Linked DNA regions of Homo sapiens: region 1 is linked to region 2. A link is an interaction called in ENCODE POLR2A ChIA-PET data of the cell type or tissue named here. Cell type or tissue: Panc1. All regions are shown on one strand. Links, peaks and the distances in the headings refer to the core of each region. The heading gives the core; the rest is flanking DNA. Region 1 overlaps LOC124901056 (a long non-coding RNA gene). Region 2 has its middle 8.3 kb from the start of ZNF608.

Region 1 (8,344 bases), core at 167-8,166, 900 kb before region 2:
AAAAAGGGACTTACTTTCTTTCCTTGGATAAGTGGGATATTTCTGATTATGGATAGCAAATTTTTCTATTATCAGTAAACTCCTTTATAAACACACACAAGGAAATATTGACCAACCACTCAATCCCACCCCAGATGTTTATCATGCTTTCTCTCACCGAAAACATGCTTTATTACAGGCCCCCACTTTAGGCCTTCCAAATCCCCTAAGACCTTTTTATGTATATTTACACACTTCTTATAATCAGGCCCTTGGACTACTAGCCTAACCCATGGGAGATTCCCTCCAACCAGTGGCATGTTTTTCAAACCAACTAGATCCCATTTACAAAACCTGGCCCCTTTGCTTAAAAGTTTTGGCCACAACCTCTCTAATTATCCCTGAGGCACAAAAACTCACATTCTATGAACCCCTTCAGGTATTTTCCTCTCACAGTCTACAAGATATGCTCAGCCATAAGGCACTCACCTCCACCTCATCCTCTTGCACGCAAGCCCTGCATTCAACTCTCCTTCAACACTCTATCTCTCCTCATAGATACTCCCATCATAATCCCATCACTCTTTTACCTTCAACACCAATTTTGAACTCCGACCAACACTCACACTGATCTCATTGAAAGTTCTCTCACCATGTTTCACCACCTTACTTCCACTCACATAAAGGGAGCCCCAGATTGGTTTATAGATGGCAGCGCATCAAAAAAAACCCTCCTTTACAAGCAGGATATGCTGCCATTGAGGGATATCATGATGATACCCACTGTCTCCCACCTAGAAGAGTTGTAGAGGCTGCCCCCTTGCCTTGCCTTTGGGCATGTCCTCCCAACAAGCAGAATTAGTTGTTACAAACAAAACCAAGTTGCTGGGCAATTTTACAGGACATACTGAGAGTAGTCACCACAGATGTAGTTTTACTCTGGCAGCATTAACGCATCAGCCTGGTACAGGCTTTGAAAACAGATATTCTGTGTTGGCTCTTTTATGGATGGGTGGATAAAAGGACACAAAGATGCTGACAACATATAGAGAAGGGTTGAAGGAATGGGTTATGTAATCTAAGGTAATCAGAAAATGAAAATGAAAGATAATTTTACACAGAATTTGAAAAAAACTATTCTAAATTCACATGGAATCAAAAAAGCCCAAATAGTCAAAACAATCCTAAGCAAAAAGAACAAAGCTAGAGGCATCACATTACCTGACTTCAAACAATACTTTAAGACTACAGTAACCAAATGGCATGGTAATGGTACAAACACAGGCACATAGACCAATGGAACAGAAGAGGGAATCCAGAAATAAAGTTGCACACCTACAACCATCTGATCTTTGACAAAGCTGACAAAAGCGATAGGCAAAGAACTCCCCTTATTCAATAAATGGTGCTGGGATAGCTGGCTAGCCATATGCAGAAAATTGAAACTGGACCCATTCTTTATACCTTATAAAAAATCAACTCAAGATGGATTAAAGACTTGTAAAACCTATAGCTATAAAAACTTTGAAAGATAACCTAGGAAATGCCATTCTGGACATAGGACCTGGCATAGATTTCATGACAAAGATACCAAAAGCAATTGCAATAAAAACAAAAATTAACAAATAGGACCTAATTAAACTAAAGAGCTTCTGCACAGCACAAGACACTATCAACAGAGTAAACAGACAATCTACTGAATGGGAGAAAATATTTGCAAACTATCATCCAACAAAGGTTTAATATCCAGAATCTATAAGGAACTTAAGCAAAAAACAACCTCATTAAAATCTGGGCAAGTGACATGAACAAACATACTTCTCAAAAGAAGATGTACAACCAATGAACATATGAAAAAATACTCAGCATCGCTAATAATCAAAGGCCAAAACCACAGTGAGATACAATCTAACACCACACACCAGTCAGAATAGCTATTATTAAAAATTCAAAAAATAACAGATGTTTGCAAGGCTACAGAGAAAAAGGAATGCTTATACACTGTTGGTGAAAATGTAAATTACTTCAGCCACTGGAAAGCAGTTTGGAGATTTCTCAAAGAACTTAAAACTACCATTCAACCAATCGATCCCATTACTGGGTATATTCCCAAAGGAAAAAATATTATTCTACTGAAAAGACAAACGCACTTGTATATTTCTTGCAGCACTATCCACAAAAGCAAAGACATGGAATCAACCTGGGTGCCCATCAGTGGTGGGTTGGATAAAGAAATTCTGGTGTATATATCCCATGGAATACTATGCAGCCATAAAAAAGTCATATCCTTTGCAATAACATGGATCCAACTGGAGGCCATAATCCTAAGCAAATTAATGCAGGAACAGAAAACCAAATACTACATGGTCTCCCTTATAAGTGGGAGCTAAACTTTGAGTATACATAGACATAAAGATGCAAACAATAGACCCTGCAGACTATGAGAACAGGGAGGGAGAAAGGGGGGAATGGGTTGAAAAATTACCTATTGGGTACTATGCTGACTACCTGGGTAATGGGTTCCATAGCTCAAACCTCAGCATTATGCAATATACCCATGTAACATACTCACACATGTACCTCCTGTATCTAAAATAAAAGTAGAAATTATAAAAAAATTCAAAAACAAAAAGAATCAACTTTTAATTTAGTTCAAAATACTTTGTAATTTTATTTTTTATTTCTTGAATATAAGATGGGTTATTTACTGAAGTGTAGGCATACTAGATCAAATTAAAATGGGCTTTATAGAACAGGAGAATATAAAGGATCCAAGAGTTAGAAATACATGTAGACGTCACAGGAACTGATAAATCATAGGGAAAAGAGAGGACAGATATTTTCTCTAGCTCTCCCTATGGTCTCATATTCACTTATTCCTCCTTCTCTCTATAATGCTTTCTATGCTTTTTCCTCTGTAGACCAGTCTCTTCTGCTCATAGTCATCATGGTCACCACAAAATAGTGCCCTCAATCCTTGGTCTTCAGGATTTTACCTCAGCTTTATACATTTAATTATCTCAGTATTTCAGGGAGAGGAATTTCATTGACCCAACTTAGGCTGGGTGTCTACTTGATGCTATGGTGGCCAAGATGGTAGGAGAATCATTGGTACAGGTATAGACACCCAACCACATGAACAAGGAAAGGAGAGCACATAGACCTGTTCTTTGAACAGCATGTATCATAGTCAAGCATTTAGAGCACCAGGCACTAGGGGCAGAGTAAACAAGGAGAAAAGAAAGAAACAAGAGCCCAGGTAAGTTTTCTATGGGGTTCTGACTTTAAACTGACACCACTAGGCCCACTATGGTCTTAGGACTGTTAAAGCTCCTTTGGTATGACTAAGTCCATGATAGCATCATCTCCTGTTTTCTGATTGCTCTTGAGTCCCATGAGGGGATCTTGTTCATGTTAAGAAGACAGATCCTGTGGATATCCCAAGTAAAAACAACTCTCATTTTGGAAGTAATTCCCTGCTCCTGAAAGGTTCTCCCAGAGCCAGCTTCACTCTAAAGTCTGGTATCCGCAAGACCAGGAAATCACCAGTTGCAATTTTAGCATATTAAAGTCAATGGTAAATTTACTTGACTAGGGCTTTCAGCCTCCAGCCTCCTAAAGTGAGCATGAAGGCACAAACCTGAAATATTTAAGGAATGTTGGTACAATATTTCCTCTGACTGCACATAGACTTTCCTCAGGAAATGATTATGTCCATCCTTCTTTCCCCATTGAACCAGGAAGCATATCTATTATAAATATATTTTCTTTTTGTTACATTTGATGAATTCCTCATACTTTCAAAACCTTCTGTTTTAATTATGAAAATAAAGTTCTGTAAGTCACAAGACCTACTGGGTCCAGGAAATAATTCTGCCTTAAGGCAGACTATACGCAATTGGGGATTATACTTCAAGCAGGGTTCTGGATCCTAAACGTAAATTCTATTTTTAAAAGTATGAAATTTTCACTTAAAAGTTGTTAAATCTCAGTAAATGGGCTTATACTGATGTCCTGCTGCTCCTGAGGAAAACACAATGTGTGCTTAAAATTACTGCCTCTTTGTGATCTCTCTTTTCAGTTGCTTGTTCTCTAACAAAGTCCTACAAAGAGGTGACGGTGACTATCTGTGCTTTGCAATTCAAGCTGTTTTTTGAATAGACAGAATTTCCCTAGAACTGCCCCCCTCTTTCTTCATGACTTCTTGACCCGGCATTCATTAAAGCTGAGGTCCTGGCTCAAGTCAAGGGAAGATTTTAGTTATTATCCTTGGCAAAGGAACTCTCCACTGTGGCTTTGGTTTGAACTTCAGCTCTTTAGAGTACAGGGGTCACATGTGAATTTGTTATGCTCTCTGGCAAATGTTTCAGAATAAATGAATCTGATGAAATTCTCATGAAGTATTTGTTTTTTAGTGTTTCTCTAATATACAATAAATTGTAATTTATGAGGCATAATTGAAGAAAATTCTGGAGGAAGTTGTGTATAAGATTAGGGGGATTATTAAATCAACTTTATTGTGTTTTCAAAAGTTAAAAATGGTTTACAGCTATAATAAATTGCTTGAGAGTGCTATCAACCCATAAATTTTAATAATTTTATAAACATTCTGCAGTTAAGTTGGGCTCATGGCCAAATCCCAGGGCTGGTTTTGTGTCATGTAGTGTGTGTTTCAGTTTACCTGACTGATAAAGGAATGAGCTGTTCCTCATGCATGACATGCAGTGATTGGTCATTAATTTTAATGAACTAAAACTAAGAACTCAAATTTGAAGTCAGAGGTGCATTCGGCATCTCTGCCCCTCCCCAGTCTGTTGCCTAGTCATTGCTACTATATAGTATCTTCAAAGATAGAGGCTAATTTCATTTCCTTTAGCCTTTTCACCTTGAAAACCAGTTATAGAAATAATCACTTACTCATCTCCTATTGGGGAGCTGTTAACAGGATTGTTAAAATTTTTTTTAAGTAATAAGCTTAAAATACTCATAACAATTTGCATATAGAGAGTTCCCAATATACATTGGCTAAGATAGATTTATATCAATTTCATCAAGCAAATAAAGTGTGATATTTTTGGTATTTCTTCTCTTGTGAAAGTTGGTCAAATTTTACACAACTTGCTGAGATGTGCCTGTCTATGTAGAGGCTGGGTTTGTTTTAAATGTGTGCCTTAATGAAATGTGCTAATTAAGTGAGGATTACATTATTCACGTGTTCATCTAGACATTCCTGCCTAGATTTAGACCAAATTGATTATTGTATATTTAATAGAATACTATTTTGCTCTTTTTTTCTTTTATTCTACTCAAATTAAGCATATATAAAAACTGAGGTTATTAATTTGACTTGGTGTTCAATTATTCATTGTCGGCTTTTTATGATCATAAAAATAGTCACTGGATACTCAAGGATACTTAAGATTTAAACTATTGACTTTAGGCTACACATTCTGTTCTTTTAAAAAACACTTTTAGGACTATGATAAAAAAAAGTGGTGATTTTTTAATGATACAAGAGTCTTTTCCATTGAGTGTTTAATTTTCACTTTCTCATCTTACTGATGTGACTAAAAAAAAGTTAAAGTTGATGATTTTTGCCACCAAAAGAATGTCACTTGGTAACTAGATGTGTATATGTATTTATTCATCCATGCAAGACAGGCACATACTAATATATGCACTTGCCATGCCTACATTTTCACTTAATGAAGAGCTTAATAAAAATCAGCATTCATAGCCCCTTCCTAGTCAGATAAATTAGTTAATGCACAATAAGCAGCTCTTATGTATAATGCAAAAGATTAGTCTTATCATTTGCATAATGTGCTACAAATGGCCCACTGTTTCAAGCAGTAGAAGCTTTCTCATTAAATGTGAGTTGAAAGCTGAATGACGTCAATAAAGTAATTATGCTTCATTTGGCATATCTCATTCATTCTCTGGAGTTCAAGACCTTCTCTGAGCTCTGTTGACAGTGCTGCTGAAAGGCATGGTAATGGTTCAAAAGCAGAGCATTGGAACTCTGGGAATAAGCATGGTGTGCTCAAGCCTCCACTATATGAGTTGTTGGCCAGCAGCGATGCATTTTATCCTCTGGCCTATGCACACATGTATGTATAAGCATGTGCAACTAGAAACTCTTATGTTAATTCAAATTATCTGTCAGGGTCACTTAATCTCAGCCTTAAAAAGCTTACAGACATTCCCTGTAATATATGTCTGTTAGTACCAACTTCTCTGTTTTCGTTTGTCCTGGAATGTGTTAATTTGCCTTTTTTTCATAGATAAATGAGTTATAAAAAAAAATTCAGACCAGCAAAGTACCTATATCATTGACGTCCAGATTTGCCAGAATTCCCAGTGGAAAGAAGAGATTGACACTGATGGCATTTCTGTCTCCCTGCTGAAACATTTATAAAAATCCCAGTTCTGCCAATGGGATAGACAGAATTCACTGTCACAGTGTTGCCCCTCATCCCTCACGGAATGCTCACGTGAATATTTCCATGTTTTTGAGGAAATAGATTAGTTTTCAAAGAATATCTTTTAATTCAGAATACGCACTTTACTGATGTGAAAAATAAGACTCAAAGAACTTACATAATTTGGCAGAGATCCAGTTCTACTGAGTTTAGAAGATAAGTCTCTTGAGTCTTGTTCTTTGAGTATTGTTTCCCTGTGTTGTTAGTGGGTTTTTTTTTTTTTAATTCTTTTCACCTTTGTTTACTATCTCGAGGATGGGGAGGCAGATCACTTTATATTTGTCATGCAAAACTTCATATTAAAACTGTAAAAATGGTGGCTATGGAATTGCCTCTAAAAACTGATGCATTTCCATGCTCAGAATCTAACTCATTGCTCAAAAGCAGACTGTAGCTAATCTTTTTCTAGTATACTGTGTAAAAACAGCATTTCGACAAACGTGGTAAAATTATTTCTTCTGAAAATAGCACTTTACTGAAATCTTTGTTTTCCAATTAACTCTTCTTTCTTGAAGATAAAAAAAAATTGTTATTGAGAAAATGTCTGTTTTAAAGCATATATTTTATATTGTACTATTATATTTCATAATATTTTTTAAAAACAAAGAGGATTACTAGTACTTAGACAATTTCATCATTTTCTATATTTAATCCCACTTATTTCTGTGCTTATATAACTTATAAGCAATAAGTCTGTCTTGGAAAGGTAGAATATGCAACTTAATGCTAAAAGTAGGCTTGAATACCATCATAAGATCTGCGATTTATTCCTCCTGTTTGGGAAGTAATATGAAAGAGCCAAAAACCACAGACATTGTTAAAATGTGGATAAATATACTTATATTCACAATTCTACATACAAAGTAGAGATTTTGACATTTTAGCTACAGAAGGCATCAAAGAAAAAAGTCTTAAAGGTTGTATATATGTTAATTAGGTAATTATAAGAAAGTGAAGAAATCTTAAAAGAAATTATTCCACTTAGTTTGATAATTTTATTCAATTGAAGTAAATTTAAATGAGATCACCCATCTTTCACCTTTAGCTAAGAATAATACAAATAATAGATTACCCAAGAATATTTATAAATGCCAATTTGAGTACCTCTAAATTTCTACGGAATCTAATCTGGAACACAGAATGTCAGTTTCTACATAATGCCAATATCATTAAGTAAAAAATGAAATATCTATTAAACAGAAATCTATGTCCAAATGAACAGTTTGAAAACATGTTTTGAGTGGCTACACAATTGTAGCTTCGGCTACTTTGGTATGGACTTCAGCTATTTATCATGCTGACTTGTAATTGTATGTATGTGTGTATGTATGTGTGTGTGATTACATAAAAATAATGCTGCAATATTATTGAGTATCTTTTTTTGGCTATTTTCCATGCACCTCTTCTCTTTAGTAGGTCCAGATGAGATGGATTGCTAAAATCCAATAGTGAGAGAAATAATTGTTGTATCAACAACTGCCAGGTTGGTTCTACTCAAACGCTGAGCTCCTGGTAAATTCAATCCTCTGGATTATCTTCATATAAAAAACAAGTAAGAGGTATAGGCTTCACCCACTACATGCAGAAGAAGTTCAGCTCAAATAGTGTAGTTTTAACAGTCATTAACCCAATTTAAATGGTATAAAGTAATTAGTATATATGCTTTGAATGAGAATGTTCCCAAACTTTGATATATAATATTCATAATTTGGATAGATTTCAACTAAGAGTGTACTTTTACATGTATCCTTATTGGCAATAGAGAGTTTTTATTAGGCACCAGTAAATGGTCTTTGTGACTACTGCTATGACAGTCAGTGGTATATCTTAATTAGCAGTATTATTTCTAGTTCAACTAAAATAGCTAAAGGGTCCTCCTGGGA
Region 2 (8,344 bases), core at 175-8,174:
AGGTGGCAGTGAGCCGAGATAGCGCCATTGCACTCCAGCCTGGGTGACAGAGCCAGACTCCGTCTCAAGAAAAAAAGAAAATATAAATAGCACGTTACAGATTTTCAACGTATATGGCCTTGCAAGTAAATTGGACTCAAAACAAACAAACAAAAACCTGTGTAAACAAAGGGTAGGCTACAGGTGTAATCTGCTGCTTGTTTGTATATACAGTAAAGTCATTTTACCCTGTTGGATTAATGCAAAAACTGTTCTAAATCCAAGGGATAAATTGTGTTTCTGAATAGCTCCTTCCTTCTCCAAGGCACGGTAGCTTTTTGTTTGTTTGTTTGTTTGAGACAGGGTCTTGCTCTTTTGCCCAGATTGGAGTACAGTGGCATAGCTCACCGTAATGAGCCTTGAACTCCTGGGCTCAAGTGATCCTCCTGCCTCAGTCTCTCAAGTAGCTGGGACTACAGGCATGTGTCACCACATTCACCTAATTTTTGAAATTTTTTGTAGAGACACGGTCTTGTTATATTGCCCAGTCTGGTCTCGAACTCCTGGCCTCAAGCAATCCTCTCGCCTTGGCCCCCCAAAGTGTTGGGATTATAGGAATGAGCCTTTCAACTGGCCCCAGTTTTTAACATAGAAATTTTCAAAAGTGTGTGTGCGTATGTAAGCGCATGTATTACATAAAGAATATTATGATCCCAGGGGGGCACGGTGGCTCACGCCTGTAATCCCAGCACTTTGGGAGGCCGAGGCGGGCGGATCACGAGGTCAGGAGATTAAGACCATCCTGGCCAACACGGTGAAACCCCATCTCTACTAAAAAATACAAAAAAAAACAAACAAAAAAAAAAAACAAAAAGCTGGGCGTGGTGGCGGGTGCCTGTAGTCCCAGCTACTCAGGAGGCTGAGGCAGGAGAATGGCGTGAACTCGGGAGGCAGAGCTTACAGTGAGCCGAGATCGTACCTCTGCACTCCAGCCTGGGCGACAGAGCAAGACTCCGTTCCAAAAAAAAAAAAAAAAAACAAAAACAAAAACAAAAACGAATATTATGATCCCTATCAACAAACCACCAGTCCCAATAATGGCCAGCTTTATGTCATTTTTTAACCTCACTCTGCCACCTATTGTGGTAAGACTTTTCCTTGGTTCAGCTAACAACAGGGTCCTTTTCCGTCCCACGGCCATGAAAATTTAGGTTCCCAGATGGTTTGAAGGGTGAGTGAAGCAGGGTTTTATTGGGTGAAAAGGAAGAAAAGGGGGAAACAAGGACTCTGGCAGATAGAGTGCTGCTCACCAGCAGCTTGGATCCCAGGTTCCACACAGGAAAAGGTAAGGCAAGGTTCCTCCCTGCTGCAAATGTCCTGAACTTCACGTTGGTGAGGCTCCATCTCATTGGGCAGGCTGGTTGGAGTTTCTCCAGGGACCCCCTCCCACCTGGCTGCCTCACTATTATGGGAATATTTCTTAAATGTTTAAAATTTTTCTCAGATCCAAAGATGTGACCAAAAACTTTTTTTTTCAATTAAGTGATAAGAAGAAAATTGATTTTTAAAAAATATCCTGAGTATAAGGACCAGAAGTGATACAATTTCTCGCAGAATTTGCATGTATCTGATCAAATGTGCCATATCTTCAGTTTGGCATAGAGTTGTTCTATGTTGGAAAAAAGTTAGCACATTGCTTGTTAACTGCATTTCTTTCAGGAAAAGAAGTCCTTGGTCACCTGTTAATGTTCCTGCACTCAACAAAAAGAATGGCAATGTTGTCTGGAGTTTTGTTCTTTTATAATAGTCCTGGTGCAGTGGTTAAGCATACAGGCTTCCTATATTAAATCTTGGCTGGACCAAGATTTGGCTGGAAAATTTAGACAAATTACATGATTTCTGTGTCTCAGTTTCCTCATTCTGATGCTAATACTACTTATTTCACTTGCCTGCTATGAAGATTAAATAAATTAATACATATAAATAATTAAGAAGACTTTTTGGAACATAGTAAATCACACATGTATTTCCTACTATTATTCACTTGAATTACAAACCTATTTCAGGCTGGGCGTGGTGGCTCATGCTTATAATCCCAGCATTTTGGGAGGCCGAGGCAAGAGGATCCCTTGAGCCCAGCAGTTTGAGACCAGCCTGGGCAACATAGGAGACACCCTTCTTTACAAATATAAAGAAACTAGCTGGCTGTGGTGGTGCATGCCTGTGGTCCCAGCTACTCAGGAGGCTGAGGTAGGATTGCTTGAGCCCAGGAGGTTGAGGCTGCAGTGAGCTTCGATCATGCCTCTGCAATCCAGCCTGGGTGACAGAGTGAGATTCTGTCTCCAAAAATACAAAACAAAACAAAACAAAACAAAAAACCCCGACAACAACAACAACAACAACAAGCTTGAAAGAGTTGTGCATCCTTAATACACTATAGGAGTGTTAACTTCCTTTTTTTTTTTTTTTGAGACAGAGTCTCGCTTTGTTGTCCAGACTGGAGTTCTGGAGTGCAGTGGCATGATCTTGGCTCACTGCAACCTCTGCCTCCCAGGTTCAAGTGATTCCCCTGCCTCAGACTCCTGAGTAGCTGGGATTACAGGCAGCTGCCATAATGCCCAGCTAATTTTTGTATTTTTAGTAGAGACGGGGTTTCACCGTGTTGGCCAGGCTGGTCTCGAACTCCTAACCCCAAGCGATCCACCTGCCTCGGCCTCCCAAACTGCTGGGATTACAGGCGTATGCCACAGCACCCGGCCAAGAGTGTTAATGTTTAAAACATCTTTTAAAATTACAAATAAAAGGCAATGTTTTAATTATGAAAAAATACATTGTCTCCTTTACCTGAAAGATTACTTTTCAGTATTAAAGGTTTTTTAATTTAATGTTTTGACTTGTAAATATCTCAATAAAATTCTTTTTGGGAGACATTATGTTTAGAATTATAAAAATTAAAGCATATGTTTGTTCATTTAACTTTCATGGGACCCCTCTAAAATCCAAAGACACATCATTAAAACCCAAATAAACAGAAAACATTAAAATATGGTTAGAAAACATGTTCTCGTATATTCAACTCTATTCTTAACAGATCATTACATTTTAAAGGTGTTTGCAAGAAAATACAAGGTGCTTCCTTAAATGATTTTAAGAATCTTAAAAAAGAGGACAGAAGGACAGAAAGGAAAAGAAAGGAAAATAAAAGATGATTAAAATATTCATAGTAGAAAAAGGTCCACAGAGCAGTCTGGCAGGCAATGCATGTGATGAGCTGTAGAAACCTTAAACATCCTGGACCAGAAGTCAGCCAATCAGGGGGCTGAGAACCACATTTCCATAATGATGATTGGCTGGTGGACTGGAGGCACCGCTGAGCTGTGAGGAAGGGGAGGAAAGGCTCTGCTGAGAAAATAGCAAAACAACTTTCTGGCTTTCTGTTGTTTATTGCATATTCTCCAAATGATTGTAGTGATTCATTCTTTAGGAAAGCTTGTTTTGAAAACAAAAGAGGCACAGTTGTTCACAACAAAAGTGATATTCAACAGCCAAAGGAGCCGAGTATAACGGAACTCTTTTATTCTTCTTTAAAATAAACTTTGGTCTCCTGATTTCATCTAACCAAATATGTTAAGACTTCCCAGGTGATGCATAAGGGTTGGATTTAAATATTAAAATTAGGCAGGGGTTACTGTTTCTGATAAGTATCACTGCTTTGTTCTTCTGTCAGCTTTAGAAAATGTGCACAAATAGAATATATTTTTATAAAATGTGAAAAAAATCCTTAAATTCTAGCATCAAAAGTATATTTAGTGCTTTCACACTTGAGGGAATTATGCCACTCTCCAAAAAGAAACTAATTTAGGCATTTTGTTTTCCTGCAGTCATATATGTGTGAAAGTTGGAGATACATGTATCAATGTGTTTGGTATTGCTCTCAATTTTTACACATATGTAAAAATCTACTGTCATGAAGTCATAAGGATTTTAAAAATGACAAAAGAAGAAGCAGAGAAATGGAGGCAAAGGAGAAAGATGGAGTGGAACGTAATGGCTGGATCCTGCTGCCTCTTGATCTTCCTGTGCTTGATCGTATTGCATTTTGTTGTAATTGTTTTGAATTCAAATAGAGCAGTGACAACATTTCACCTACAAGTTTTTAAATTTAGTTTTACAAACACTGTATCTACGGGCCATCTATCTGGAAATGAGAATAACTCTATAATGCAGATTAAGCAGAAGTATTTTGCAGTCTCTCCCAGTGACTATTCCTTGGCTAGCTAACAGACCAGCCATTCAGAAGCAATTTTCTTCAGGCTGAAATTATGTGCTGACCTTAGCAGATCACTTCCCATAATAACCCTTCCCCCACCCAATGCTAAATACAATCTGTCTCCTACTCACTGTAATAACGTGCAAATGACTGTAATTTTACAGACAAGAAACAGCCGAAAGTGAAACGTGTCTAAACAGAGGTCGATTTGAAAAATCAGGGCTATTACCTAAATCTGTAAAATACATATTGTAATAAAACCAGCAACAGAAATCTCCAATAAGTAGTTCTTTTTTTTTTTTTTTTTTTTAATGTAGCTTGTGTTTTGATCTTCTTTATGCAGCCAGTCTCTGCTGGCATAAAAGAAAAATCCTTTTCCAGAAATGGTTTCATTACACGAGATGTAAATTGCCTTACTTTGCTAACTGATCCTCAGACCTTGCTTGAGCACCCACTCAGATATAGCTGCACACACCACACCACAAAAGCCCGAGCCAAGCGGAGGTACAATTTCAGATACTTAACACTGACCTACATTGCACTTCTCTTAATGAGAGCAGTATACAAATGTTTTCCTTTAAAGATCACATTGTTTTGCCATATTTTGCTAGGTTCTCTAGAGCTGCAAGGCATAAAAAAGACAATTTGCTGCTTTTTATTTTGATTATTTTAAGATGGAGGATTAGAGACTATATGAGGAATTACATAAACATAGAGGGTTTATAAGTATATAAAGTTCTTCAACTTTATATTGCTTTACTAATTAAATGCATTGTAGTCTTAAATAAATTCACGTAATATTTGCTCTATATCATCGCAACTTGTTTAAGGTAAACTGTATTGTAAAGACATGTCAAGACAGTTATTACTTTCCCTCCCTTGGGTGGAGGGTCTTTTTGTTATACTCTAAGGAATTTAAACTGAAGGTGAATTAATAGGGCATAGAAGTATCTTGAAAAGTTAACATAGCAGAGTAATACGATGTGTGTAAATAGTCGTATTTACAAAATGTATATTGGAAATGTCCCACAGTCTTTCATGGCAGGGAGAACATTGTTGATGTTTTTCTTCTCTGAGACCCTTCATGCTCCCCAAAAGGACCTGAAATGTTATGGTGTGCAGGGGCCCTTCTTTCCACGGTAGACAAGGCTCTTAGTGCTTTGTCTTGTTCCAGTGATATTTCAGGATAATGCAAAACGTCAAATGTTTGACCAAGAACAACACTGCTCGTCTCCTTTTGGCAACAGTTATCCAGAAATGGATATTTTTGTTTTTTTAAAAAGACAGGGTCCGGCTCTGTTGCCCAGGCTAGAGTGCAGTGGCGTGATTATGGCTCACTGCAGCCTCGACCTCCTGGGCTCAGGTGATCCTTTTGCCTCAGCCTCCTGAGTAGCTGGCATTATAGACCACCTTGCCTGACTAGTTTTTTTGATTTTATATAGAGACGGGGTCACCCTATGTTGCCCAGGCTGGTCTTGCACTTCTGGGCTCAAGGCATCTTCTCACCCCAGCCTCTAAAAGTGTTGAGATTACATGCATGAGTCACCACATCCAGCCTGGGAAATGGATATTGTTTAAAGTACTACCCAGAAACTTAAATTGGATTTAGCATGCAGGTGTGAAAAAGTAGAGACAGTGTTTTTTCTAGAGGACCTTTAGCAAGTCAGGATGTTACCTGTAGGGAAAAAAAGCAAAGACCTTCTTGTGTTTGTGTGGGTGTTTAATAAGTCATCAACTGTATTCCCTAGAAACCAGGGCAGGACACCTGCCCACTGCCTTGAGGCCATCCTGTTGATAAGCAAACCCAGAGAGATAAGAATCTTTCTCCATAATCCTCTGGGATAGCCAGTAAGTTTCTCATTATGTCTAAATTAAGTTCTTTTTCCTATAAATTAACCCCATTTCCATGTTGGTTTCATTTTTTATAACTTTGTTTTCCACTTTTTCCCTTGATCCTGAGTAGATCTCAAGTGTCAATGTTGGCATAAATATAGAAAAGGTAGGCCTAGGAATAGACTCCCTTACAAATACACAAAAACTGGAGAAATAGATATATATTTAGACATGTTCTCATTCTGTTGCCCAGACTGGAGTATAGCAGTATGATCATAGCTTACTGCAGCCTCCAACTCCTGGCCGTTAATGATCCTCCCACCTCAGCCTCCAGAGTAGCTAGGACATAGGCATGTGCCACCACGCCTGGCTAACTTTTTAAAAATTTTTTGTAGCCGAGCACGGTGGCTCACACCTGTAATCCCAGCACTTTGGGTGGCTGAGGCGGGAGGATCACGAGGTCAGGAATTTGAGATCAGCCTGACCAACATGGTGAAACCCCGTCTCTACTAAAATACAAAAATTAGCCAAGCGTGGTGGCGCACACCTGTAATCTCATGTACTCAGGAGGCTGAGGCAGAAGAATCCCTTGAACCCGGCAGGTGGAGGTTGTAGTGAGCTGAGATGGTGCCACAGCATTCCAGCCTGGGCGACAGAGTGAGACTGACTCAAAAAGAAAAAAAAAAAGAAAAAAAAATTTTATAGAGACAGGGTCTCGCTATGCTGAGCAGGCTGGTCTTGAATTCCTGGTTTCAAGCGATCCTCCAGCCTCAGCTTCCCAAAGTGCTGGGATTACAAGCATGAGTCACTGGGCCTAGCCCAAGAAATAATCTTTGATCTTTAATAATATACCCTAAATCAGAGGAAATAGGCACCAAAGAAAGATCACCATGTTTTCCTGTGTTACTGCTAGAAGCCCCTGGCCTCCTCAGCATTGAGATCGTCTGTCTTTAAAAAAGGAGGAAAGGGACCTTTTGATGACCTTAACAATGATGTAGTACAAGCAGGGGCAGAGCTGATCTTGAGATCCAAGGAGCGGGTAGTGGAGGTTGTTGGAGGGGGATGATACTGTTTTGTTTGTTTGTTTGTTTGTTTGTTTTTGAGATGGAGTTTTGCTCTTGTTGCCCAGGCTGCAGTTCAATGGCGCGATCTCGGCTTGCTGCAACCTCTGCCTCCTAGGTTCAAGCAATTCTCCTGCCTCAGCCTCCCGAGTAGCTGGGATTACAGGCATGCACCACCACGCCTGGCTAATTTTGTATTTTTAGTAGAGATGGCGGTTTCTCCATGTTGGTCAGGCGAGTCTCAAACTCCCGACCTCAGGTGATCCGCCCACGTCGGCCTCCAAAGAGCTGGATGATACTTTTTAAATGCCCCTTTTACACTATCCTCATGCTCCTTCCACCCCTCTGTTCCAAATACTCATTTCCTGACATCTCCTCCTTTCTACCACATCTCTGAGTAGACACTAAGGTGTAAAATTACATAGTGCTTATATTATACAGTAGTGTATTGATATTATGAAGTATATGCATGTGGATATTAGAATGGTGACAAATAGGTTCCTAGTTACCTTGATGAGAGATTAAGATAACATTTTCATCTCTATAAATACAGAAAACTTCCCAATTTTGTGAGAGGAGTAGCTCTGATTTTCAAAACTGGTAGTTAATTGTCTTAGTTTCAGTCATCAATTAGCTGATGGTCCTCTGATGCCTTTTGATTGGCCCCTTTGTCAAACAAAACAAAACAAAACAAACACAAGAAAAGCCAGTCTGACAACACTGGTTTATTCAAAAGTCTCCTGGAAGAACCTGGGAGGAAGGAGGTGGGGGTGGGGTGTAAATGGAGTGTGGAGATGTTGGAATGGAAGGAAATACTTTAATTTATCAAAATGGTTTGGGTTAAATATGTGGTAGAGTCGGGCCTAAGCCTTCATCTTGGGCCAGTAGGGTTTCTCAGAAAGGTTTAAGGTTTGGGTTTAAGTGTTGAAGCTCGGGTTAGATTAGATTATTTGATTATTACAAACCCTAAACTTTGGTTTTAGTTAGACTTCATCTGTGCTGCAGACGCTGTAATTTGTTTTGTATTGGAGGAACTCCAATCTTCTCCAGCTTCACTAGGTCTCATTTTTAAATGTCCCATTCTTTTAAGAACTACCTATATATTATTTCCAAACTAATATAACATATGGGGTAGGCATGGGCTTCCAAAGGCTGAGATGTAGATGACACCCCAGGGACACAGGAAGTGCCCAAGAGTGAT

The links. Peaks named below come from ENCODE experiments on the same cell type or tissue, not always from the same donor. Only the 100,000 strongest peaks of a DNase experiment are listed, where the experiment ranks them.
Region 1: POLR2A ChIA-PET joins it to region 2 with 7 read pairs; 2 of 35 experiments call an interaction of 5 or more read pairs at or near these places.

What each region holds. Positions count from the first base shown.
Region 1 is chr5:125,655,709-125,664,052 of GRCh38, reverse strand. The region is part of intron 6 of LOC124901056 (a long non-coding RNA gene); the gene reads left to right. Among named protein-coding and RNA genes, the nearest start is that of LINC02240, 170 kb to the right of the region's middle. In Panc1, for the core only: a CTCF peak has its summit at 3,197; no DNase peak of the experiment used is centred there; H3K27ac peaks cover 5,821 bases.
Region 2 is chr5:124,750,768-124,759,111 of GRCh38, reverse strand. No RefSeq gene overlaps it. Among named protein-coding and RNA genes, the nearest start is that of ZNF608, 8.3 kb to the right of the region's middle. RefSeq lists an enhancer at 7,344-7,942. In Panc1, for the core only: no CTCF peak of the experiment used is centred there; no DNase peak of the experiment used is centred there; H3K4me3 peaks cover 929 bases; H3K27ac peaks cover 5,353 bases.